2 separate regions of the Homo sapiens genome follow, and region 1 is linked to region 2. The links are chromatin loops, found by intact Hi-C in ENCODE. Cell type or tissue: B cell. All regions are shown on one strand. Links, peaks and the distances in the headings refer to the core of each region. The heading gives the core; the rest is flanking DNA. Region 1 overlaps BACH2 (BACH transcriptional regulator 2). Region 2 overlaps BACH2 (BACH transcriptional regulator 2).

Region 1 (12,856 bases), core at 3,824-8,823, 350 kb before region 2:
TTGAGGTCAGGAGTTCGAGACCAGCCTGGCCAACATGGTGAAACCCTGTCTTTACTAAAAATACAAAAAATTAGCTGGGTGTGTTGGTGCGTGCTTATAATCCCAGCTACTTAGGCGGCTGGGACATGAGAATTGCTTGAATCCGGGAGGTGGAGGTTGCAGTGAGCCGAGATTGCACCACTGCACTCCAGTCTGGGCGACAGAGCGAGACTTTGTCTCAAAAAAAAGAAAAAAAAATTGCGTGAGGGTGAGGGGAGGAGATGGGGTTCCATGAGGCACACACAATGAAGTGGATGAAGAAAAGGGGCATCTGAAGCAGCATGAAGTCAGTTCTCACCAACCCTTTGCAAGCGCAGGCAGGAGAAGAGGACGGGAGAGAAAATGAAGAGGAGAAAGGGAGGAGCAGGCATGCGACACGCACAAGGAACAGGTCTCCGACACGGGAGCTGCATGTGCCGTAACATGAATGCAATCTGGCAGGCGGCGTGGGCATGTGTGTCGGAAAGAGAGATTTACACCGGGAAAGGGCACCTCCTAAAATATTTATAAATTTATCAAGAAAATATGTTTTAAAAATGAAAAATAAACAGATGTACAAGTGCAACTTGAGAGAAATACATTATGCGAGTTTGCAACAGCTGAGTGGCGGGTGTGTGGGAGACGGCGTGGGAGTGGGGAGTGAGTGCAGGGCCTGCTGGGGACCGGGCAGGGCAGGGAGGGACTTGGGGAGAGGTGGAAGCTGCTCCGCCCACCAGCGCCATCCCTGTCAGGACATAGCATCCTCACCACAGGGTGGCAGATAAGAAACAAAACACATCTGGGATGTCTCCTTAGGGAAAAAACTTATATGGGTGGCTGTGCAACCTGGAGCTCTCCCCTTTTAGTACAGAAATCTGCAATGTGAGGGGCAATACTGCTTGGGCGCTGGGAGAGGAACCCCAGGATCATTCTGCCACATTACCCCGGCCAAAGCACGGACCCCTCCAGGCCTACTCATCTGTTAAATGTTCCAGGCCACTTTCTAGGGGGAAGAAAATGAGGTGCCGCGTGTGACAGCAGCAGGGGAAGGCATTGCAAATCATGCCTTGGTTAAAACCATGAAGCTCTCAGTCACAGACGTACACTGATGAATGTGTTCTTATTCGGCACTGAAACACAACGTGTTATTTAAGGGGATGCCAAAAAGTGGTTGGAGAACTAGATGATGCTCTAATTTGGTTTTTTGGTTGAAAAATGCTAGCAAAGCGCTTTAGATATCTGCCTGGTCTGTGGCTTGGAATTTATTTGTTCAGTATCACAAAATTACACTAAGCAGAATGCAAATTACCAAAACCAGGCATTTCTCAAATGTGGGTGACTGAAGTTATTTTACTACCTTAAGAGGAGTGCAGGGCACTATAGACATGTGCCTAGGCCCCTGTAGACTCACACCCAGTGGACTTAACTACCTAAGCCCAGCAGGCTTTCAGAAGACCCACACTCACCAGCAGGAATGTCGTCTCCTTATGTGATTTAAATTAAATTTTGTTGTTTAACGACATTAAACATGTTAAAGCAATATTTGAAAGAAAGAAGAAACTCATAATCCCCTGAACTGAATAGTCACAATGTCCAGCGAATTTTAGGGCAATAGACATTTTCTGGGCGCCAGCAATGGGTCCAACACTGGATATTCAGAGATGATCAAGTCACTGTCCTTGTCCTTGAGGAACTGACAGTTGAGGGCTGGGGAGACAGACAAATGTATAGATAACTCAAGAGTAAGTGATAAGCACTAAGCCAGAGGTCAGATCAGGCTTCCACAGGCAGGTGCCCAGCCTAACTGGGGACTCAGGAAAGGGGCTTCCTAGAGAGGTGATGCATAACCTGACTCATTCATTCATTTAGAGATGGGGTCTTGCTATATTGCCCAGGCTAGTCTCAAACTTGTGGCCTCAAGTGATCCTCCTGCCTCAGCCTCCCAAAGTACTGCGATTACAGGTGTGAGCCATGGTGCCCAGCCATGACCTGACTCTTAAAGAACAAAGGAGATAGAAAAAGTGGAGGAATGTCCAAGGCAGAGAGGAAGTGGCATAGGCACAAGTGCAGAGTTTGATTTTATCAGGGATCAAGTCCTAGGAAGGGAGTGGATGGTGACACTGGAGAGGTAGCTACAGACTGGAACACAAATGGCAGGAGATATCCTACTAAGAAGCTTGGACTTTCTTTGTTGGTGATGGGAGCTGCTAAACACAGACATTTTCCCTGGTGGTGAGTGTCAAAGAAACCCACAAAACAACAACAACAACAATAACAAAAAACCCTGACGTCCAGGGCTATCTTGATAACATATAACATCCTGTGCTTTTCTAACATTTCATCCTTGTGCTTTCGTTCTCATTAGCTGGTGGCTCACCATGAGGCCAGGAGGTGCTGCAAACAGTCTGAGGAGCCACACTTAGATCATGACCATACCATGTGGCCTCCCTCTTCTTCAGCCTGACACAGACATGGCACCTGAGATGAGTTTCTGTTATTTGGTGGCAGAAAGGTGGAGCTGAAGGAGGTTGAGTTGGTTGTCTTCAAAGCTACAGTCAGGAGCCAGAGGTCACCTGGATTTACTTTCTGTAGTTTATGGTTGCTTATCAAGGAGAAGGGGCGGGGGCACATAGCTCTGAGTATGGGGGAGCCTGGGAGACGGGAGTTTGTTTTCTGTGACAAAACACTCTCAGGCACAGGGATGGCGATGACAGCCACCTTGAGGCAGAACTGCAAAAGAAAGGACCCTGGGCCTGCAAAGAATGTCAGGAGATCATCTCCTGAGCAATGGCCCCTCTGCAGGTAGGCGTCCTATCTCTATTCCATTCTCTTCTGCCAGGAGGCAGGAGAAAGCAGTGGTACAAGACACGATTTGGAATCAGACACCTGGGTTTGCATTCAAGTTCTACCAAGTACTGGGAAGTTTTCCAGCCCTTCTGCAGTTCCCTCCTCTGTAAATGGGGATAAAGGAGTGCCTGAGTCATAGCGTTCATGTGAGGATTAAATGGGATCATCCATAAAAACAGTTTAGAAGAATACCTGGACCATAGATGCTCATAATCAACATCAGTTATTTATTCATTTTTTTTTGAGACAGGGTTTCACTCTATCACCCAGGCTGGAATGCAGTGGCGTGATCTCCACTCACTGCAACCTTCACTTCCCCTGCTCAAGTGATTATCCTGCCTCAGCCTCCCGAATAGCTGGGACTACAGGCACGTGCTGCCATGCCCGGCTAATTTTTTGTATCTTTAGTAGAGACAGGGTTTCTCCATGTTGGTCAGGCTGGTTTCAAACTCCTGACCTCAAGTGATCCACCCGCCTTGGCCTTTCAAAGTGCTAGGATTACAGGCGTGAGCCACCACATCTGGCCAACATCAGTTATTTTCACATGTTGGATGGAAAATAAAAAATAACTACCTCTATATGAATAATGACTGAAGGATATAAAATATTGACACACTATTACACACCTGCGCGCATGCATGCGCGTGCAGACACACAAACACACACACACACACGCACAGATGTAAAGCTATTATTTCTGTTGAGAAACTTCTTAAAAAATAAACCCAAACTTCCGCAAAGGGTGACCCTTCTGTCTACTTTTCCAACTTTCATTGCTGTTACTTTACATTAGTCCTGGTCACTTCAGGTTGCTGATCACAATGGATGGGTCAACTCACCAATTTGCGGATTTCACATTCTAAATTCTGAATACAGTCCAGTTTCCTTTTGCGGCAGCGCTGGGCCGCGATGCGGTTCTTGCTGCGCCGTCGGACATCATGAATAAACTCTAACTGTTCTGAGGTTAGCTTGTGCATTTTAATCATCATCTGGAAATCGTTCCTTGGAAGATCTGTGATTTGATCTACAGGAAAAGGAAGTTTTACCTGAAACCAAGAATAACAGAAAATGATTATGGCAGCTGGATTTTAATTCTGGCAGGCGGAACATCAAAAATGATAAAACCTCCTTTTTATGATGACCAAGTAATATGGAAACTACTGAAAGCAAGCAGTGATTACTTATTTCCTGTTTAAAGACAGATAAGATGTAATAATACCTGGATAATCAAACAGAATAAGAACACATATATTGCAATGTTATTGTCTCTGAGATTTTTGAAGCAAATGACATGAACAATATTGGAAAATGTGTCATTTTTCATTGATGTAGCACTTTTGTAAGAAAGATTCTAGTTAGTTGAAATGTACTTCCATAAGACCTACAGCCTAACTCAATAAAATGACAAGTTATAGGGAGATACCACATAAGGACATATCTAAAGCCCCTGAATGAAGAGAGCCCCATGTATCCTGAAAATGCTGGAGACACAAAAAACCCAGTGTGATTCTTAGTTACAATAGCATATGGGAGATAGGAGGAGATAACTTGGATAGGCTTCACTAGCATATAGTAGGAGTCAAAAGAACCGGGCTTTCATCCTTCTCACCAGACATGAGACCTCAGGCTAGCTACTCCACCTCTCTGAGATTCAATTTCCTCATCTGAAAAATAGGGCATTTTAAAAAAGCCGTACAGTGCTATACAAGTGTTGGGCACTTTGGGAATTTATTTTCCAATTTTACAATGAAATGTTGACATTCCTTTATCAAAAGGTGAGATGCATTTTTCCTGCCTTTTGACCAACAGAATGCAGCAGTAGTAATGGTGTATAGTTTCTGAGGCTAGGTCGAAAATTAGCTGCCATGCCTCGAGGACATTCAAGCAGCTCTGTGGAGAGGCCCATGTGGAGAGGGGCTGATGCCTCTAGTCAACAACCAGCATCACCTTGCCAGTCATGTGAACAAGCCACCCTGGAAAGATTCTCTAGCCCCAGTCAAACCTTCAGTTGAGTGTAGCCCCAGCCAACATCTGACTTCACCTTATGAGAGATCTTCAGCCCAAACTGCTCAGATGGGCAACTCCTGAATTCCTGACTCACATTCACATTTCTCATAGAAACTGTAAGAGGTGTTAAGTGATTACTATTGTTTTAGGTCATTAAGTTTTGGGGTGATTTATTATGCAACAATAGACATTGGATGCAGGTACTTGCCAGCAAAATTCCAAATCTTGACAAATTCCAATTCTTGACAAATCAAGGCAAATAAGCATTATCTAAAGCGAGGACAGCAGTCTCCTGAAGGATGGGTTTGTATCCTTACTATGTTGTTAAATGATTGCTTATATTTCTTTTTTTTTTTTTTTTTTTTTTTTTTGAGACAGGGTCTTGCTCTGTTACTCAGGCTGGAGTGGAGTGTTATGATCACAGCTCACTGTAGCCTTAACCTCCTGGGCTCAAGCAATCCTCTTGCCTTGGCCTCCCAAGTAGCTGGGACAACCCTGCCCAGTTAATTAAATTTTTTTTTTTTTTTTTTTTTTGTAGAGATGAGGTCTTGCGCCACAGAGAAGGGGAAAAAAAGAGATGAAGTCTCACAATGTTGCCCAGGCTGGTTTCAAACTCCTGGGCTCAAGTGATTCTCCCTACTCAGCCTCCCAAAGTGTTGGTATTACAGGTGGGAGCCACTATTCCTGGCCTGAAATATTTCTTTTCTTTTTTCTTTTGAGATGGAGTCTCGGTCTGTCACCCAGGCTGGAGTAGAGTGGCACGATTTTGACTCACGGCAAACTCCACCTCCCTGGTTCAAGCGATTCTCCTGCCTCACCTCCTGAGTAGCTGGGATTGCAGGTGTGCACCACCATGCCCAGCTAATTTTTGTATTTTCAGTAGAGATGCGGTTTTGCCATGTTGGCCAGGCTGGTCTTGAACTCCTGGTCTCAAGTGATCCGCCCGCCTTGGCCTCCCAAAATGCTGGGCTTACAGGGGTGAACCATGGTGCCTGGCCTGAAATATTTCTTAAGAATAGCAACCAGTGAAAAAGACTGCATGAAAGAGCCCCAAGTGCGGAAGGTGAGCAGCAAACCACTACTCTATCTCAAGAGCCTCCTTGGCACCCATGAGGTGACACAGGCTTGCACCTTTGAGCAGTTTGTCACTCCCCTTCCCGAGGCTCTTGGGGATTCAGCAGCTTCTGGGTTCAGTCTGGTCCTGCTTCAGAAGCTCCTGGAATAAAAAGGTTGTGTGCTGCCAGGCTAAGAGACAACGTGTGGGTTAGCTCAGATTGCTTCATTCTTGTTTACATTCACGTCTGCTCCGGATGAGCCAGCAGATGGCACTACAAACCTAAACTTCCTTCAAGCACTAGCCCAGCCCTGTCTAATACAAACAATACGAGCTACATTTGTGATTTTAAATTTTCCAGCAGCTACATTAAAAGAAGTAAAAAGAAACAGGTGAAATGAGTTTGAATACTGTATGTTATTTAACCCAATAGATAAAAATACTTCCAACATATAGCTAATATAATTATTAATGAGATAGTTTACAGTTTTTTTTTTTTTTGTGCTAAACTTTCCAAATCCAAAGCACATTTTATCCTTACAGCACATCATAATTCAGACTAGCCACTTTCAGGGGCTCAACAGCCACGTGCAGCATGAGGCAAATGGACTGGACAGTGCCACTCTAGGAGACAGAATAAATGGACTCAATGAATCCCAGCAGCCAGAAAAACATATGGGTCTGGGCTGAACTGATCAAAATGCTCTTGGGTGAAGAAACCAACCCCTCGATAGTGTTCAGATGCTGCAGGGTTAAGTCTGTGTTCTTCAAGGGAGTGAGGATGAAGACATTTGATCCTGAGCCCAGGTTTCTCTTTGGTTACATCATTTGCAGGCAGACACGAGTCCCGGCTGCCGGCATGTGTGGCTAGTCAATTCCCGTGCACAAAGGCAAATGTACAAAATGATCATTTGACTTTTCTGTGGTTGGGTGCAAGCTCTTTGTCAGGTTCCATCACAGCTCCGAGCTTGTGCAGTGTGGCATTTACTGAAGGTTCCCAGCAGGTGATCTGATTCAACTTCTACCTGGTGAGCTCTGTCCCATGACACCTGTAAAATTTTGGTCCAAGAAAGCAAAATCGCAGTAGGGCCCATGACACCACTGTCGGCTTGGCCCTGCTCCGACTGCTAAAGACAGGCAGCCAGGACAAACAGTTCCTTGTTATGGGCTCGGGAAAGGCCTTTGTGCACGGGGCTGTGTTTGCACAGGGCTTCTAATGATATGAAAGAATGTTTGATTTCCCTCTTATACCCGTTGGATAACAAACACACTCAGATCCTGCACGGTGTCTCCGGAACACAGAGGTCTGTCTGTTGGAGATGTGGATGTTCCAACACAGCAGAGGTGGTGGCGCTTTGGGGGCTTGTGGAGTTTTCCCTCTGATGACAACAAAGCCATTCTGCTTCTGCTCTAAATGTGTTTACTTACTCTCAGAAAGAAGATATCCCTATAGTTCAGGCCACAGGGAAAGTCAAAAGGATGTCTATACCAAGAGCTACTGTATTTAAATCATCCAGACAGTGAATATAAAACACTAGGGGAATAGGAGGGAGAGTTGCCAAGAAAAAGAAAAAAATCACCAATGCTAGTTTCAAAGTCCTTGAGACAAAAAGCCATACAACACTTCAGCAGAGCTGCTGCAACACAATCTGCTTTTTAAAGAGGGTCAGAGGAAAAGGTAATGGGTCAACTATAGACTTTCTCCCAGGTGAAAAAAACCCCAACTCACTCTTGTTTCTCTTTACAAGTCTTGGTTCCCCCTCTAGCAAGGGAGGACTTATGTTCACTGACATGCGGGGGTCTCTGAGGTGTTCTCAGACAGGCACCGGGTCGGGGTGGGTGGGAACTTGACCACATCCAAGTTGTTTCTTGAGTAATAAGTTCCAAGCCAAGAACATCTTGTCTGGAAATAAGGAGTAGCCACTGACTGTTTGGTCCCGTGGAGGACATGCCTCTCCCAGGCTCTCGGCACTCAAAACATTCCTCAAATGGGGCTGAGGAGTCAGAGAAGGCCAACAGACCTTGGAAAGCGGAAACACATCAAGAAGGTTGAGGCCCACCTCTTTTCCTTCTAGATAATTATTCTGAGCCAAACAGGCCCAGTTGGGCTTAACATCTTATTAACTGTCCCTCCACACACTTGCTCCTCCAGGATCTCACTTCCCAGCAGTGGCTTGGTTTCCTAAAGAGTCCCAACAGCCAATGTGATGAGGTGAAGAGTCCTGTGGACTGTCGCCATCCCCACTAGTTATACTCAGCCACCCACACACAGCTCCGGACACACAGGCTGCATATAAGGGGAAGGGCACGAGGGATTCATGGGCGCCACTCTTTAGCCAGGGGTCTACCACTTTGGTTCTCAGTGGAGAATCGGAGAATCAGGGCAGCCACTGAGTCAGCAGGCCAAGGGCCAAACAGGGCACCAGAGGCCTGTGCCACAGTTGGCACAATAAGCTGCTGTTGATTTTATTCAGCCCAGCAAAGTGTTGACTCTTCCCCCTCTGGAACACGACAGGAGCAGCAGGACCGAGGTGGGTTTTTAGCACGGTACCTGCCCTGTCCTGCTAAGCACGGCTATAGGAGGGTTAGTTCTTCTGGAGATTCCAGCTTTACACATTTTTTTTCTTTTAAAGACAGGGTCTCGCTCTGTTGCCTAGGCTGGTCTCAAACTCCTGGCCTCAAGCTATCTTCCTTCCTTGGCCTCCCAAACTGTTGGGATTATAGGAGTGAGCCACCACGCCTGGCTAGGCTCCAGCTCCTGAGCAGTCAGTAAAATGGATAGTCCCTGCAGTGTGTCCAGGGATTCTTAGGTCCAGGTGTGACATCTGGACAGTGCATGGAACCTACATATGTCTCCTTGCATGCTGTCTGCACCAACGAGGCAGAGGGGAGGCTGTAGGCTGGGCCCTGGAATGCCGGTGCTTCCTTCTCACCAAACAGAAATCGGCTGCTTTATTTCTCTTCCCTGCCAACAGCCACGACCATTCTTCAGCCTAAACCATCATCCCCTTCCTCCCAGTTAAAAGGAAACATTGAAAAATTATATAAGTATTATATAATTATAGATTATTCTGTAAGTATTATATAAAAATTACATATTATATAAATATAGCTTTCATAAAATATAAGACAAAAGAAGGGAAAAAAAATTCTCATCCCCAAATGATGACTCTCTTGCTCTGGTAGATTTCCCCGTGATCTTTGTTTTCTCTGCATCTTTTTTAGGAGTTGCAATCAAGTGGTGCTGTATCTATCTCACCCAACAAACATTTCGCTTGCCTAGTGTCTCTGCTTTGCTGGGTGAAGTTTACTGGAAAAGCAGGAAAGTAGCTGCAAATTTTGCAGAAAAAGCCAGAAACAAATATTTCCTGTAGAAATCTCAGTGGAAGACTAGTTTGTTAATATTTTTTCCTACTTCATTTCTTGGTTTTATTACCAGATGTTGATTGAAACCCATGGGAGTAGGGTCACATTAGCATGATACCCTGAGACACTGATGGTGTGGTCAGCTCTCCGAAGTCTTTAACGCCTGTACTCTGAGGAGACCCTCAGATCCCAGGGAGCTGTCGAGGGAGGAAGCAATATGCCCATTGGAGATGATTCCAGTGCTGCTGGAACCAGGACAGCCAGCTCAGTGCTGGGCAGATGGCAATGACAAAATCTCCCCTCCCAGGTGAAGAAATGTTTCTCGCGCAATTGTCCTTCCACGCCCTCTTCTCATGGTCCAGTTTCTAGCACAAATATGGGACACCTGGGATTCAGTTGTGATACGTCAATTAATTAGTTGTGTGATCTCAGGCAAGTCTTCATTCTGTCTGTCCCAAAGTTCTTGGAGGATCTAGGAGTCACAGGGCGATAACGCCTGCCCTACTTAGCTTACAGGGTTGCTATGAAGAATACAACTGGATGACAGGTGGAGAAAGTGCCTGGGAAAGTTTCAACTGCCTGATAGATACAAGGTATTATTATTTCTGTTTATTAGCCCTATCTATCTCTGTCACATGGTTTCGTCTTACAGACATGTGCTTTGGAATTCCAGACACTTACAATGTTCTAGACAACATAAAAACACTGTTTTAATTAGAAATATGGCTGATTTCTATGCTGCCCAGCAAGGTTTCTTTTTATTAAGCAGACCAATTACAGACACTTCTAAAAACTTGCCTGATTCACCAAACCACAAAAATGATTGTGAAAATTTTACATACAACATGTGTCTCAAAGTCAGCATTGGGGTGGGAAGAGTTAGAGTCAGATGGCTCTTCTATTCTGTACCATTTCCATGTTTTCTCTGGACTTTATCTCTCTCTTCCCTTCTCTCTCTCTCTCTCCCGCCCCCTGCCTGCCCCCAACACACTCTCTTACTCTCATACACTTTTATCTCTCTCAGTGTAAAACATGTTAATAAAGCAAGTCCAAAAATCCATACTTTTGACTGTGCAAAGAAACTCTCTGTGGTGCTTCTTTACTAAAATCTACAATTAAGTAGAAATGGTCCAGTTACAAAGCTGTCTTACTAAGAGGCTTACTACTTTGGAAAATGACTGTAATTTTCTATAATTTCCAACATCTAAAAACAAACCTATAAACCATAATGAGATAAACCATAACTACTCACACCCACTAGAGGGCACTAACAAAAAAGATGGGCAATAACAAGTGTTGGCGAGGATGCAGAGAAACTGGATCCTTGATACACTGCTGGTGGGAATTTGAAATGGTATAGCCACTTTGGAAACAGTCTAGTAGCTCCTCAAAAGGTTAAATACAAAGTTATATGATTTAGCAGTTCCACTCCTAGGAATATTATGGAAATAACTGAAAACATGTCTTAAAAACAACTTGTACTCAAATGCTCACAGCAGCATTATTTATAATAGCCCCAAAGTGGAAACAACCCACATGGCCCTCAACCAATGAACAACAAAATGTGGTATTAGTCAACAAAATGGATCAACATTATGGAATATTACTCAGGAATTAAAAGCAACAAAGTACTAATACATGACAATATACCTGGTGAGTACATCAATGGCAAGGGTAAACCTTCAAAGCATTATGCTAAAGTGAAAGGAGCTAGACACAGAAGGCCACATCTTGCAAGATTCTATTTATACAAATGCCCCAAACAAGTACATCTACAGAGATAGAAGGTAGATTACTGGTTGCCTGGGGCTGAGGGGAGTGGGCAATGAGGAGTAACTGCTAATAGGTACAGCATTTCCTTTTAGGGTGGTGAAAATGTTTTAGAATTACATAGTGGTGATGGTTGTACAACATTGTGGATATATCAACAACCACTGAATTGTTCATCTTAGTAGGGTGGATTTTATGATATGGGAATTATGTCTTAATTTAAAAAATAAACCTGTGCAAGATAGACATACATAAAATTCAAACATTACAGACATACATAGAAATGAAACTTTCCCTACACTCCTCTCCAACGGTGCTCCCAGTTTTTTCTTATTCTCTATGCTGATTTTATTTATATGGTGTGTATATTTAGGAAACAAACTAGGACCTTGTGCATACTGCTTTGTGATTTTCACTTATGTGACTTGTTCATTTTTTTTTACTGGAAGAGAAAAATTCCCAACCTGACTTCTTAAGGAATATAGCAAATCCAGAAGTCATAAAGAAAAAGACTTATACCTTGACTACATAAAACTAATATTTTTTTATATGGGAAAAGGTACAATAAATAAAGAAGCAGACTAAGGGAATATCTAAGCAACATTTATGAGAAAGGGTTAATATTCCTAATATTAGGGATTAAGATTCCTACATGTTGATTTAAAGTTAAACAATACAAAAGAAAAATAGGCAAAGAGGTAAACCAGCAATTCACAGGAAAGGAAATATAAATGTTCAATACACATAAAACAAGATGTCAGCCTCATTAGTAGTCACCATTTTTTTGCCCATCAAATTGGCAAAAATTAAAAAGACTGGTGACAACTAGTATGGGCAAGAATAGGGGAAATTGGACACTCTAAGTTGCTGATGAATATGTGAATTGCTACAACATTTTGGGTAGGTCATTAGGTAGTATTTAATAAATGGGCACAACCTTTAGCCCATCTTTGAAACTAACCCACAAAAATAAATGCACCACTACTAACAGTAGGGTCACAAAATGTTTATTGCAGCAATGTTTATCAGAGGGAAAAACTGAAAACAACTGAAATGTCTGGTGATAAGTGACAGCTGAATGAACTACGATTTACGAGAACGAGAGATATTGGAGAAACATGTCTTGGCCCTGTGTGATCGACCTACAGCCACGTGCATGGTAGACAGCTACGTGAAAAAAGGAAGCTGCTAACTCTACAACATAATGCCATTAAAATAAAACCCAAACCCATAGAGAGGTGAATATATATTTGTATATTGTTGTAGGCAAAGAGAAAGCCTGTTAAATTTGGTATGTTTGGGGCTGGGTATGCTGTGTTCTAGAATTTAAAAAAGAATGTCATTTTAAAAAGCTGATTATTGATAAAGGATAATACTGCGCTAATTTGATCTTTCTCGAAGCCAGGGAACAGTTAAAAAGGATGGGAGAAGCCAACGACTGTGAGATGGAAGGGCTGCTTAACACGGTATAACTACAACATCTTACAGAATACAAGGTATGTTAACACTTCACTTTTGGTCTAACGTTTTGGCTCCCTACGGGGTGGAGGAAGACAGATTGGGAAAACACACGCGAAGTATTACACTGGCGTCTGGCAAGGGGTGGAAACTCCTGTCTTGATTTCTGACTCTGGTGTCTCCGTGGGGTTCACTTGAAAGAGAAGGCACCTGGATCCCATATGAAAGCAGGGCAGGGCAGAATTAGCCCAATAGATGCTGGCTTCTTCTGGATCAGTTCAGGAAAACAAGTTTTGACTTGTGGAGAAGGATCTGCCTTGAGCACTATTACTGGGG
Region 2 (12,856 bases), core at 5,136-10,135:
TTGAGGGGAAAAAGGTAAAACTATTTTACTTGCCTGATCTCAGATCTAGAATCTAAAAGATAAAGAGGTATTGTGGAGAATCATTATAAAATACTCAGACTTCAAAGGTTCCCATAAGGTCAAAATATGGACTATGTATAAGAAGAAAAAATATGCTAAATATAAAATCAATGTATTAATGAGATATATTTATTTAAATATCCCTTTTGAGTATTCTTAACAGGTATTCAGAACCCTAATCTGCTTTTGAATTTTCAATGAATATAAAAGAAAAATTTGAAGACATTAATGGAGAATTTTAAAGCAAGAATCTAATCCTGTATGTTAGAAAGAAGAAAATACAACGTTATGTAATATTTTAATTCTTATAGGTGCCCAAATACATAAGCAACCTAACTTTGACATCGGGGGAAACTGGACAAATCCATTTAAAACTAATTTAGCAACAAATACTTACATGGTTCTGTGGACATGTAACATCCCAAGGTGTTTTAAATTGATAATGTCACCATATGAACTGATAATTTTCAGTTGAACATACAGTTTATTCTATAAAATCATTAAATCTTAAGAACCATGAGGGATCTTAGAGACATTTAGCCCAGTGCCTCTCAAATTTTGATGTTTATGTGAGACCCCAGGGGCACCTTGAGAAAGTGCAGATTCAGACTCAGTAGGTGTGGGTGGCCCTGAGACTTCATTTCTAACAAGCTCCAGGTGATGCCGATGCTGCTGGTCCAGGGACCAGGCAGTGGGTATTGTGGCCCCAGTCAAGTCTAAGGGAGGTCCCACAGCCTCTGCTTGGGCATCTCCAGTATCCAGGACTTGAAACCTGCCTCCAAGGGTAGACATTACAGGGAGGGACTTGTATATTACAGAGAGGGAAGCAACAAGGAAAGGCTGCTTCCACTTCTAGTGATGGAAGACACTCTTTCTCTCCCAACATCTCCTCTTCTCCATGTTGAAAATCCCCACTTCCTTTGGCCACTCTTAGAACTGATAGGTTTCCAGACCCCTAAACATCTTTATCACAGAAAATGCTCCCTCTGTGGTGAAAATCTTTCTTAAAATAAATCCCTTGGGACAAGACATAGCATCCCACACATGGGACATCCAGACCTGAGAGTAGTTGAGTGAGAACATTACATTCCCTGATCTAAAGGGGACAGCTCTCTTAATGTGGCCTTAAGGAGGTGTCGCCTTCTGTAAGAATCACACTGCACTGGTGGCTCACAATGTTGTGGAGGAAATAATACCAAGCAAGTGTTCCCATGTGCACTTGAACAATTATTTTTAACTAAAATGTAGCAATTTACAGTTATTTCTATTTAATGTCATCTTGCTACTATAACAACTCACATAAATCCTTTAAAATGTTTACTAATAGGTCACACATATATAAAAAACATAGACAGTTTTTAAAAACAATTAAGAAGAAAGAATATCCTTGGGACCACTGTCCAGGTTGGGAGATAAAACACTGCCAGGACCTCAGAAGCCCCCAGTGAGCCCCTTCTCTATCATACCCACTCCTTCACCTCTGGAGGTAGCTGTTATACTGCTTTTTGTGACAATCATATTAAATCATATTAATTTTCTTTATAGTTTTACCATCTATGTATGTATCCCTAAATAACATATTTAGTTTTGCATGCTTTTGAACTTTACATGAATAGAATCACACTGTATATATTCTTCTATCTTGCTTCTTTCTTTCCATATTGTTTGTAAGATTCATCCATTTTGATGCACTTTTATTTGTTTAACAAACACATATAGAATGTATTGTCTGCCAGTCATTCTCCTAAGCATGTCACAAACATTGACTCATTTAAACTTCCTAACAACACTATCAGGTAGACATCATTTTCCCTGATGTACAGATGAGAAAACTAAGGTACACTGAAGTTCAGAAATTCATCCAAGGTCACACAATAAGTGGCAGAACCAAAATCTGAACCCAGGCACAATCCTTCCTCTTGACCACCAAGAAATGCTGCCTCTCCACACCCTTCTATATGTGGTTATACTAGTTGATTTTTCATTGCCAAATAGTATCACAGTGTATAAATACCTCACAGCAAAATGTGCTGATTCGATTCAATGTTGATGGGCATTTATTTGGGTTGCTTCCAGTTTTTTGCTCTTATGAACAATGCTTCTTTGAATATGTTTGTCCATGTTTTTTCTTTTAAGTTCAGGGGTATGCACATGTACTGGTTTGTTACACAGGTAAACTTGTGTCATGGAGGTATGCTATACAGATTATTTCATCACTCAGGTATTAGGCCTGGTATCCATTAGTTATTTTCCCTGATTCTCTCCCTCTTCCCACCCTCTAATAGGTCTCAGTGTCCGTTGTTCCCCTCTATATGTCCATGCGTTTTCATCATTTAGCTCCCACTTATAAGTGAGAATGTGCAGTTTGGTTTTCTGTTCCTGTGTTAGTCCGCTTAAGGATAATGGCCCCCAGCTCCATCTATGTCCCTGCAAAGGACATGATCTCATTCTTTTTTATGGCTGCATAGTATTCCATGGTGTATGTACCACATTTTCTTTATCCAGTCTATCACTGATGGGCATTTAGGTTGATTACATGTCTTTGCTTATTGTGAATAGTGCCGCAACGAACATACACGTGTATGTGTCTTAGAATAATTTATATTCCTTTGGGTATATGCACAGTAATGAAACTGCTGGGTTGAATGGTATTTCTATCTTTAGGACTTTGAGCAATCATCACAGTCTTCCACAATGGCTGAACTGATTTACACTCCCACCGAGAGTGTGTAAGTGTTCCTTTTTCTCCATAACCTTGCCAGCATCAATTATTTTTTGTTTTGTTCATGTTTCTTAAAGCACATAGGTAATCATTTTTCTTAGGTGTATACCTAGGGGTAAGATGGCTGTGTTGTAAGTTATTTGCAGGTTGAACTTGGTTAGGTAACAGCAAATTGTTTTCCGATATAATTGTACCAAGTTAGACTCCTGTCAACTAAATACAAAAACTCCCATTCATTCACATCCTTACATGGTATTGTCAGGTTTTAAAATTTCTGCCAATCCAGAGAGTGTGTAATCATATGTTACTATGATTTTAATCTGCATGTGTTTGTTTATTAATGAAGCTGAGCATCTTTTTATATATTTACTAGCCAATTGGGTTTCTTCCTTTGTGAAATGCATGTTTAAGAATATGAATGTACAGTATCATTTTTCTTTTTGGTTATCTGGCTTTTTTATTGATTCACATGTGTGCTGAACCAGTATTATTTATGTGCCACAAACGTCTTTACCACTTTGGGCTTGTTTTCTCATTCTCCATAGTTACCACTCAGTGAACAGAAGTCCTACTCACTTTTTTTTCCAACAATAAGTGAAAGACCCCTCATGCTTTTTTTTTTTTCTTTTTTGAGATGGAGTTTCGCTCTGTTGCCCAGGCTGGAGTGCTGTGGTGCGATCTTGGCTCACTGCAAGCTCTGTTTCCTGGGTTCACACCATTCTCCTGCCTCAGCCTCCCGAGCAGCTGGGACTACAGGTGCCTGCCACCATGCCCGGCTAATTTTTTGTATTTTTACTAGAGACAGGGTTTCATCGTTTTAGCCAGGATGGTCCCGATCTCCTGACCTCGTGATCCACCCGCCTCGACCTCCCAAAGTGCTGGGATTACAGGCGTGAGCCACCACACCCGGCCTCCTCATGCATTTTTAACTTTTGAACTATTTTATAAGAATTTTTTAGGTCTGGCCAGGCACGGCGGCTTACACCTATAATCCCAGCACTTAGGGAGGCTGAGGCAGGCAGATCACTTGAGGTCAGGAGTTCGAGACCAGCCTGGCAAACATGGTGAAACCCCATCTCTACTAAGATTACAAAAATTAGCTGGGCATGGTGGCATGTGCCTGTAGTCCAGCTACTCAGGAGGCTGAGCCAGGAGGATCACTTGAACCTGGGAGGTGGAGGGTGCAGTGGGCCGAGATCGCACCACTGCACTCCAGCTTGGGTGACAGGACAAGACTCCATCTCAAAATAAATAAATAAATAAATAAATAAATAAAGCACTTAGAAAGGAAAAGAATTATGTTAAATATACATGTTGGTCTTACAGTCTAGAAATTCAGTTGCTTTGACTATAAAATACAAAAAGCAAAGGCTCTGGGATAAGACCACTGTGATACGAAGCTAAGATAGTGATCTCTGATAGTCTGGCCAAACTGCAGCAAAACCAACCAAAACTAAACAAAAAACAAAAATGTCCCCATATGTAGACATACGGAAATGGGCTGCAAAAAGATGAACGTACACCTGAATTCCTGGTGACATCTGGGCAGCCCCTCAGCAGGTAGCACAGTTCTTCCTGAGCTAGCTGCTCCACTCTGCTGTTTCCTCTGACTCGCATTTTCTGTTAACCTTCCTCTTGGAATCCTTTGACAATGACTCACAGGGTTATGGGGCTACTTAGCAATACCACAGCCCTCCGCAATAGATGCTGTGTAGGAGGGACGCAGCTCAGTGGATTGTAGTCTGCACCAGTATTTTCCTTTCTGCATTCAGGGAGGATTTGCTTTTCAGCCACATTTCCCTCAAACACAGCCCCGACAGGAGATGCTTAGCGCAGAGATTTCTAAACGATGAAATGATCTGAGTTTGGCTCCTTAATCATAATGAAACTAAAAACAGTAAGATGAGAAAACAACAGGGGGATCATCATTCCTACAAAAAACAACTTTATACTTGGGCAAAATCAAGAGATTAAAAAAAAAAAGCTCAAACTAACATTTTCCAACCTTTCACTAAGAGCAAGGGCTAAAACCACATGTTTTGAAGGTCTTGCACTGTGTTATTATTAGAAGTCACAATTCTATTGATACTGATGAGTCATTCGTATCGGCGGAAACCAAGAACTTCCATCAACATCATGTTACACACAGTCACTGTGGCTTTTCTTTATTACTGGTCAAAGCTGCTTCAGAATGCTTATTGAAACTTAAGAAAAAGAAGGCAAACTCCTCAAGGGTGTGCAAAGCTTTCCCTTCCCCAGCTGATCTTACTTTAATCATCCTTTTTCAAGACAGTTTATGATGATTGGATCAACTTGTATCTACAAAAGGAAGTTTATTTAGAAGCCTCAGAAAAGCAACATTTCACACTTTCCGATGAAAATAAGCAAAACTGAACTCTGAAAACAAACAGTGAAACCATCTCTGAAAATACATGCTAGCTTTAAAATGACCTGAGGTCAAGTTTTTTGTTTTGTTTTTTAACCTCAATAACAGGGAACGGATATAAACAAAAGCTGTCATCACTTAGGGACTTCAGCCACATAAAACAATGTCAGGCTAGTCACTTGCACCCTCGCCCCTGCTTCCCTACTCAGGACACACTGCTTTGCACTGAGGGAGAAGTGGGTCAGGTTTCAGTTACGCCAAGAAAGCCTAACTAAGTTAAAGGTTTATGAAAACTCTTTCTGATCTTAGTAGGAAATAACAGCACATTCCCTTTTCATTTATTATCAGCCCCTTTTGCCTCTCCCCTTAAATATTCCCAGAAAAATAAAGTGAAGCAAAAAAAAAGTTTTCCTGAGGCATATCCAGAAATGCTATGAATCTTTATGCAGTCCCTACAAAGGTAGAAATTTGTCCAATTTTCTCCCCTGCAACCAGAAGGCTGTGTCTGGCTGCTGGCAGGAGAAGAGGACCCAGCTCAGCAGTGACCACAGATCTGAAAATAGCCTCCCAGTAGCTAACCAGCCCAGCAGCCCGGAGCTCTCCAAGGGCGGTGCTGGTACTATGGGCAGTTTACAGTGCGGCCAGCTGAGTGCTACAACAGCTGCATGAGTCAGCAAGCACTGCTGGTAGGAAAGTGCTGACATGCTAAATTACTCTCGTGTACTTGAGATGCACACACCTACCTGGCAAAAACAAAAACAGGGTACATGCAAATTAGCAAACGGGAACCTCTCTACGCTTGCAGTTTCTATTTTCCAAGGTTAGACCAAAAATATAAATAATCTATGCCACTGCTCAAAAAGAAGTAACAACTAATAATAATTAATCATGGTAATAAACAACTCACTCTTAGTGTTGCTATGTGTGGAACAGCTGCACTGAAATCTCACGAGCCAGTTAATTTTAACTGGTTTTAATTTTAACTAGATTTAACTGCTTTTCCTCCCTTCTGAAAAATCAAAATAGTTACCATATCGACCACAAGAACTGGTAACAGACAAGCACAGTTCCTGTTTTTCAGAGGGGACTTACTTTCAAACCCACAATATCAACACGCTTAACATAAGTGGAAATTTAAAATGTACTGTTTAATGTGGGAAATTTAAAACCTGTATGCTAATTGAGATCTCATGTGCCAGGCTTTGTCTGACAATGCCTCTCATTCATCTATGTTCTCTCGTTTTATACGGGACCTAAAAATCTGCAGGAACACTGGTTGTCTGGAACTGAGAATACATTTTCCCACAGAAATAGGGCCAGGCCAATGAGCTAGGATTCCTTGATAGTCCGTGAAAATGTCTTGAACTTAAAATATGAGAGGTTAAATTTATAATCTAAAAAGAAAATGATACTACAATGATAGTTCCAAAACCATTTAAAAGAAAATACTCTTGATTAACTGTGTTTGAGGAAATGTCTAACTACAGGAGGATGAAGGGACACAGTCTTCCAAGTGACACTTTCAGACTTCAACTTTAGGGTCATTCTGGTTCTCTAACATGGTTTCAATTGATAGTTTCATTTAAAATGCATAGAATTCTCTTACTTTGGCATAAAGTATTGTTAGAAAAAAAATCTTTATACTTACCGGTTTTAAGTACTGTTTTGTTCTCCAAAAAAAAAATTGAGACTTGGAAAACAAAAAAGGAGGAGAAACAAGTACAAAGAGGGGGTACTAGAGAGAGGGAAACAAATTAAGTCTGGAACAAAGAAAGACACGGAGGTATAACTAAACTGCAAAAACAAAGGAGAGGTAGGAACTAGAGGGCAGTTCCCCGCTAGACAGTGTGTTCCCAGAGAAAGAGGACTCTTCATCATACCCAGCTCTGGAGGTGACAGTGAAGTCCTGCAAGACAGTTCCACAGACTGGCACTAGATGGAGCCATCAACTCAACATAGCATGGTTGCTGGAGAAGGGTATGGTGGGGGAGAGGTGGGACTGAAGGGCGTTGACTCTACAGCCAGGTATTTACCTGCCAACAACTCTATCTAAAATAAGTATAGTTTAATTAATCAACCAACTCTCCTAATGTCCAGATGTCACCACCATGCTGACACCACTATGCTTGTGGTATGTCAAATTGGGACACACCAATTTTGAAATAAATTTATCAATTCAATTTGTATCAATGCAACTGGGGTGGGGAGGTAAGTGAAGTTGGATCCGCTGCTTTTTTTTTCTTCTAAAATTCAACATGCAAAGATAATATAGAATTTCAGGTTCATTGCTACTGAATAACAAAAATCCCTAACCACAAACCAAATGGCTTTCCCTGGAAGCTTTGTTTAAATGTTAAATAACATACCATCTTGCTATAGAGGTTTATGTGATCAACTCCAATGTACGGCAAAAGGCGGGAAATGCTCACTGACAAATGTATTATTAAAAATAATCTTCTCTTTGTATTTTAATACTACTTTGATTTAAATACTGTAATCCATTTGCCTATATTCTCTGCCTAGGGTTGTGTTTATTTATCACGAGCCCTCTCTCCATTCAGAAATGGTCTCCTATCACCAGGTTACCAGTGTGCGAAATTCTATTGTTTTTATCTTTAGGGTTTTACTTCTTTGGCTTTGTCTCCTATTAACATGCTGATGCTTCAGAAAAGTAACACATTAAGTATGCTCAGTTACTTATATATTAGTAAAACTGTGTTCATAAAATCTTTCTCTGAGATTGGTTTTGGAAGGGAAGGACAAGGACTAGTTGAGGGGACTGGGTGGCCAAAAGGTAAGAGAGCATGAAACAAAAAAGTGAGCACAGAAGGAGGATGGGGGAACTGGCTGCAAACCGTGCCTAGCTTCTTTACATCTGGGACACGGACCATCATCCCTGGCACTTATCTTCCCAAGAAAATGTATGAAAAGGAAGGGTTAACTCTGTCTACATTTTCCTCTTGCTGAATGGGTAATAATATCTTTCACAGTTAATTTCATTTTTTTTTCAGTTTGACTCTTCAGGGCTTATTCATTTGCATAATATGGAATCTTGAACCCACATAGATATTCTACAAATCAATGCAAGTAATTCTCACACTAAATCAGCAGCTTTAATTTAAGCTCAACATTGTTTGCATAGAAATCTTTATGCACTCATCTGCTTGATTTTTTAAATCACTTAAAACCTCCAACACTGACACACTAAGCATCTCCCATTTAGCTTTCTCCAAAATTTGAACTAAATGCTGAAAAATAAGCACAGTACTATACATTCATACACTTGATCATTTCCCAAATTGAGCTTCAAATGTGTGCTTAATGTTTCAAGTGGCTCCTGAGAATGATGCTTCTTGACTAAAGATGACAACTTCGGTGTCTGGCCCAGGCAGAGCTGAGTCAGCATTCTAAACAGTGACCCTGCAAACCTGAGGTAATTGGGGGTTACTGCCATACCAACTGCCTGAGTCCTTTAAAACCATTCAAATCTCCAGCTGAGAGTTGCAACATGCTAATCTGGCAAGATAATCTCTTCCTGAAATTGACCAGAATGAGAACAAAGGTTACCTCCTTTTATCTGTTACTGGTAGCTAATATTTCTAATTAGGATTTCTGATGGAATTAGTTCTGAATGAACATCTTCCTCCTTGGTAGAATACTCTACCTCTTACAGGTATAGTTTTTTACCTTTTCCTACCCACCAAAAAAACAAAAAACAAAAAACAAAACGCAAAAAACAAATTCCCTCCACCTAACAAGAGGGTAGGAGTGTGAGTTACAAGTAAACCCTGGAGACAGAGCCATGGTATTTCAGTTATATGCCTAGTACTTCTTTTGCCTTTATATGCATCACTTTTACTTTCCGATCCCTAAATGGACACTAAAACCTAAGGAATGCAATTATTAGAAAGCAGGCCATGTGAAAGACAGGAGATATACTCACTCAGATTTACTGAGAAATTATTTTTTAACTTTAAGATAGATGTCAACAAAACATCCAATATTTTAGAGTGAGATGACCTTTATTTCTACTTCTGGGAACTGCTAAAGAGAGTTCCAACTTCAAATGAAGAAGAAAAGGAAAAGGGAGAGCCATAACATGGTAAGAGAACAGGCCCAAGCATCAGACAGCTAGTGTCCAACTCCAGTTCTACCATTCATTAGCTGAGCGACACCTATGCTGCGGCTTCTAGTGATCACACCTAGCCCTGGGTTGTTCTGAGGATTATGTGAGTTAATATGAGCAGCACACAGAGGAAGCTCTCAATACAAGTTAACTATCATCAAAGAAAAAGAAAATAGAGGGGTGTTAGCATGAAGTATAATCAATTTATTTTAAATAGATGCTGTCAAAATTCCTTAATTTTGCATCTAAGAATGGTCTAAATAAGACGTGTCCAATCTTTTGGCTTCCCTGGGACACACTGGAAGAAGGAGAACTGTCTTGGGCCACACATAAAATACACTCAACACTAATGATACATGATGAGCTGAAACAAGAAAAATAGCAAAAAACAAAAAACAAACAAACAAAAACAAAAACAAAAAACCTTTGTGTTGGTCCGCATTCAACACGCAAGAGGCCTGCTGGCCATGGGTTGGACAAGCTTGGAATAATCTTCGGGCCACAGAGGATGGAGACCCTCTGCTCTGGAGTAGCCAGGGACTTCAGACAGACTATTTAGACTCACTTTTTCACCAAAGGCCCTACACACATCAGCTGACTGGGAGAGAATATCTTTGTAGCTTCTGATCATTCAAATATTGTCAAAACCAACCTAAATATGTTCAAAATAAGAATGTTAACTTGTATTTTTTCCAAGTATGGAAATGAACAGTACTCTTGGCAGTTAACTTCTGTTTTTATCAGGTTCTAAAGACCCAGGTAAATAAATCAATTCTGGACTCTGTATACAGGAACTATTATTTGCCAAAATGGCCCCAGAGGTTCCAGCATGGCTTAGGCAATACTCCAAAGGGCCAAAGATAGTAGTGAATTAATAGGATTAGGAAGCTGGAGAAAAAGTGAATCTCAAGTTTCAGACTGTCCCTGATGGAAGGTCACTCCACAATTCCTCAGGGAGGGCTTCCCCAACCTCCCGACCAGGTTAAATCTGCCCATTAGACACTCTGGTGTATGAAATACTTTCCTTCACGAGCAGTGGGTTATCTGTTACTAACTGATCAGTGCCATTCTTCCTACCAGATGACGTGCTTCATGAGACCAGGGGCCAGGACTGGGTTTGCTCCCCATTAGCACTGTGGTCACTTAACACTATGCCTGCCATGTAAGAGATACTCAGTATATATTTGTTTAATGAATGAATGAGGCATCTGCCTCTAAGCAACAGTATTTCTGGACACTTGGCCCATTTTGCACTATCCACGAGCTTCTGTTGCTTAGAAGAATACAGGATAGGAAAAAAAGAAAAATTGCCAAAAATCTATGGATACTGAAATACTAAGGAAAGATGCTGAGCATGTACATTCACTTTGTTTCCTACTTGTGGAATGGAAATCATCACATTGGGATCTCCCAACTTTAAAATCCGAAGTGAAGGTCTAAGCTGTCTTTGGGTTAGACTCCTGGAAAGTCTTGAGGAAATTCCTGAAGTATCTGCAGAAAGTGACAGGGGAGGGAGAATAGAAGATGGCCCAAGACTAGAGTGATGGAAGACTTGGAAACTCGAAAAGCTTTCTTCTAACTAACTGGGACTTTGTCTACATGCCAGCTACAGGCTCAGGCACACATGAAGAGAATAATGAGATGAATGGGAGGACTGGAAAGTGGAGGATTTAAATGCTTAGGAAAGGAGCCAATGAAAGCTGACACAAGGACAGGAGGGACCTAGCAACCAAGCGCCGGCTCTCATCACATCAGCAGCAGCATGTCCTACAGCCTTCAGGAAAAGAACAAAAAGGTCAGGGAGGAAAATGACACATCTCAGAACCAAAGGGCAATTCATTATGAGGCTAAGGAACAAAGGAGAAGTCAACCAGGGAATATGCTGAAGAAACGGTGATTATGAAGTCACTGGGGAAGACTGAGAGGCATTTTGGCTGTAGTTCCAATGACTAGAATGAAGGATGATGTGAAATGCTTTTGGATTGGGAAGATTTATTATTTTGGAAAAAAAATAGCTCAAGGAAAAACAAATGGCAAAATTCCTGCCTGAATTTTGAAGTAGTGTCACTAGCAGGATGAGGTTCAATTTATACATTCTTTAGAAATGAAATGGCCCTTGGAAAAGACATAGTGGTAAGATTCGCAGGACATTTCCAGCCTTACGGAAGCTGAGTAGCATGCTGATAGTAAAATTAAGTTTCAGTTTTAGATAGACTGACATTTGAAATTAACAAAAAAAAAAGTAAAGGGAAAAAATTAAAAGACCCTGAACTGACAAAAAAAAAGAAAAAAAAAAGCAACTACTGTCTTTTTTTTTTAAATTAAATGTCATCACAAACAAAAAAAAAAAGGTGAAAGTTGAGTTGTATTTTGGGCAATCTTACTGAGTTTACAAAATGTTTAGTTCATAGCAGGTTTCAGTTTGGACATGAACAGTTTGTAAATATTTACATAAAATTTAAAGATAGGAGGACAGCAGAGGTCATATATTGCTATTAACAATACAGAAGCGATTTTCCGTCATTCCCAAGGCCTTGGTGCTGCGTTCCCATATGTGGCCCCAGCTCTGCCAAAAGCTTGTCTTCTTTTCCAAAGAAATTCCAATTTTTGCAACCAGCATTGACTTCTGAACTGTGAGTACCTCTGACAGGGTCATATGTCGCTGAAACTTCTTCAACATCCAGACAGGGAAAGGAGAAAAACAGGGAGGCAGATTTACAGCGTCTGCTATCTGAATTGCAGATTTTGACAAATATGTTACATTTTATATTGTTCTCTGTTCTATGTGAGGGCAGGGACCATGTTCTCTGTATGTCACAGTCCTACACCATGCCCAGTCATTGATTCAGGACTGGACTGTGTAATGGAATGGGGAAATAACCTTCAGACATTCAAGAAAACATGCACTATATTCAGATTAAGTTCATTCCAACATGAGATTAGTTCTTCCAACTCTGCAGAATGGGCAGGCACGACACCTACTTCAAAGGGTTGCTTTGAGGAATCAATGAAGTACATTCAGGCAAGGTAGTCAGCACTGGGTCTGGCACATGGTGCGGATTCAGTAAATCAAAACTATTATTTTGGTGAGTGTTCTCAAATGTCAAACTCCCATGGAGGTCCTCAGGCATTACCCAGCCAAGTTACCCCATCTGGTCAGTAACAACTAAATAGAGGGCAGGTGGTTCAAAAGTAATGGATTATTCACCTGCAAGGAATCACACTGTACTCATGGTATTAAATTATTCGGCCTTTCATGTCGAATTCTCTGTTAAAAAGGAAGCTGATCAATCCCTGAGTGGGACTCAATGTTGATTTGAAGTTTTGTTTTTTTGGCATCTTTCTATTTTCCAGGTAGTTGTAACCATTCATTGGGTGCATACTCACAAATCATCCACTATATGCCAGGCCTTTAGAAAACAGAGACACACAAAGATATTAAACAAAAAAAGATGTTTCAGTCTGTTCAGTAGTGGGAGACAAGCAGCCCCCAGGCCGACACTAGCTCTTACATATGCTTTCATCCAAAAATTTTTTAAAGATTTGAGCCAATATTTAAAAA

Evidence for each region. Hi-C counts contacts between places; a loop is a spot of excess contacts. Peaks named below come from ENCODE experiments on the same cell type or tissue, not always from the same donor. Only the 100,000 strongest peaks of a DNase experiment are listed, where the experiment ranks them.
Region 1: a loop joins it to region 2, with 5 times the contacts of the local background. A loop is called at or near these places in 34 of 110 quality-filtered maps.

What each region holds. Positions count from the first base shown.
Region 1 is chr6:89,934,440-89,947,295 of GRCh38, forward strand. It overlaps BACH2 (BACH transcriptional regulator 2), which reads right to left. Exons shown (of 9, transcript NM_021813.4): 8 at 3,705-3,911. Among named protein-coding and RNA genes, the nearest start is that of GJA10, 46 kb to the left of the region's middle. RefSeq lists an enhancer at 164-664. In B cell, for the core only: CTCF peaks have their summits at 6,194 (motif pointing right) and 6,409; a DNase peak (open chromatin) is centred at 6,192.
Region 2 is chr6:90,279,981-90,292,836 of GRCh38, forward strand. All of the region lies in intron 1 of BACH2 (BACH transcriptional regulator 2), which reads right to left. LOC124901361 (a long non-coding RNA gene) reads right to left here. Exons shown (of 2, transcript XR_007059676.1): 1 at 12,503-12,856; 2 at 11,270-11,965. Among named protein-coding and RNA genes, the nearest start is that of BACH2, 10 kb to the right of the region's middle. RefSeq lists an enhancer at 5,566-6,066. In B cell, for the core only: CTCF peaks have their summits at 7,088 (motif pointing right) and 7,293; DNase peaks (open chromatin) are centred at 6,051, 6,121, 7,101, 8,566 and 1 weaker place; H3K4me3 peaks cover 1,914 bases; H3K27ac peaks cover 4,632 bases.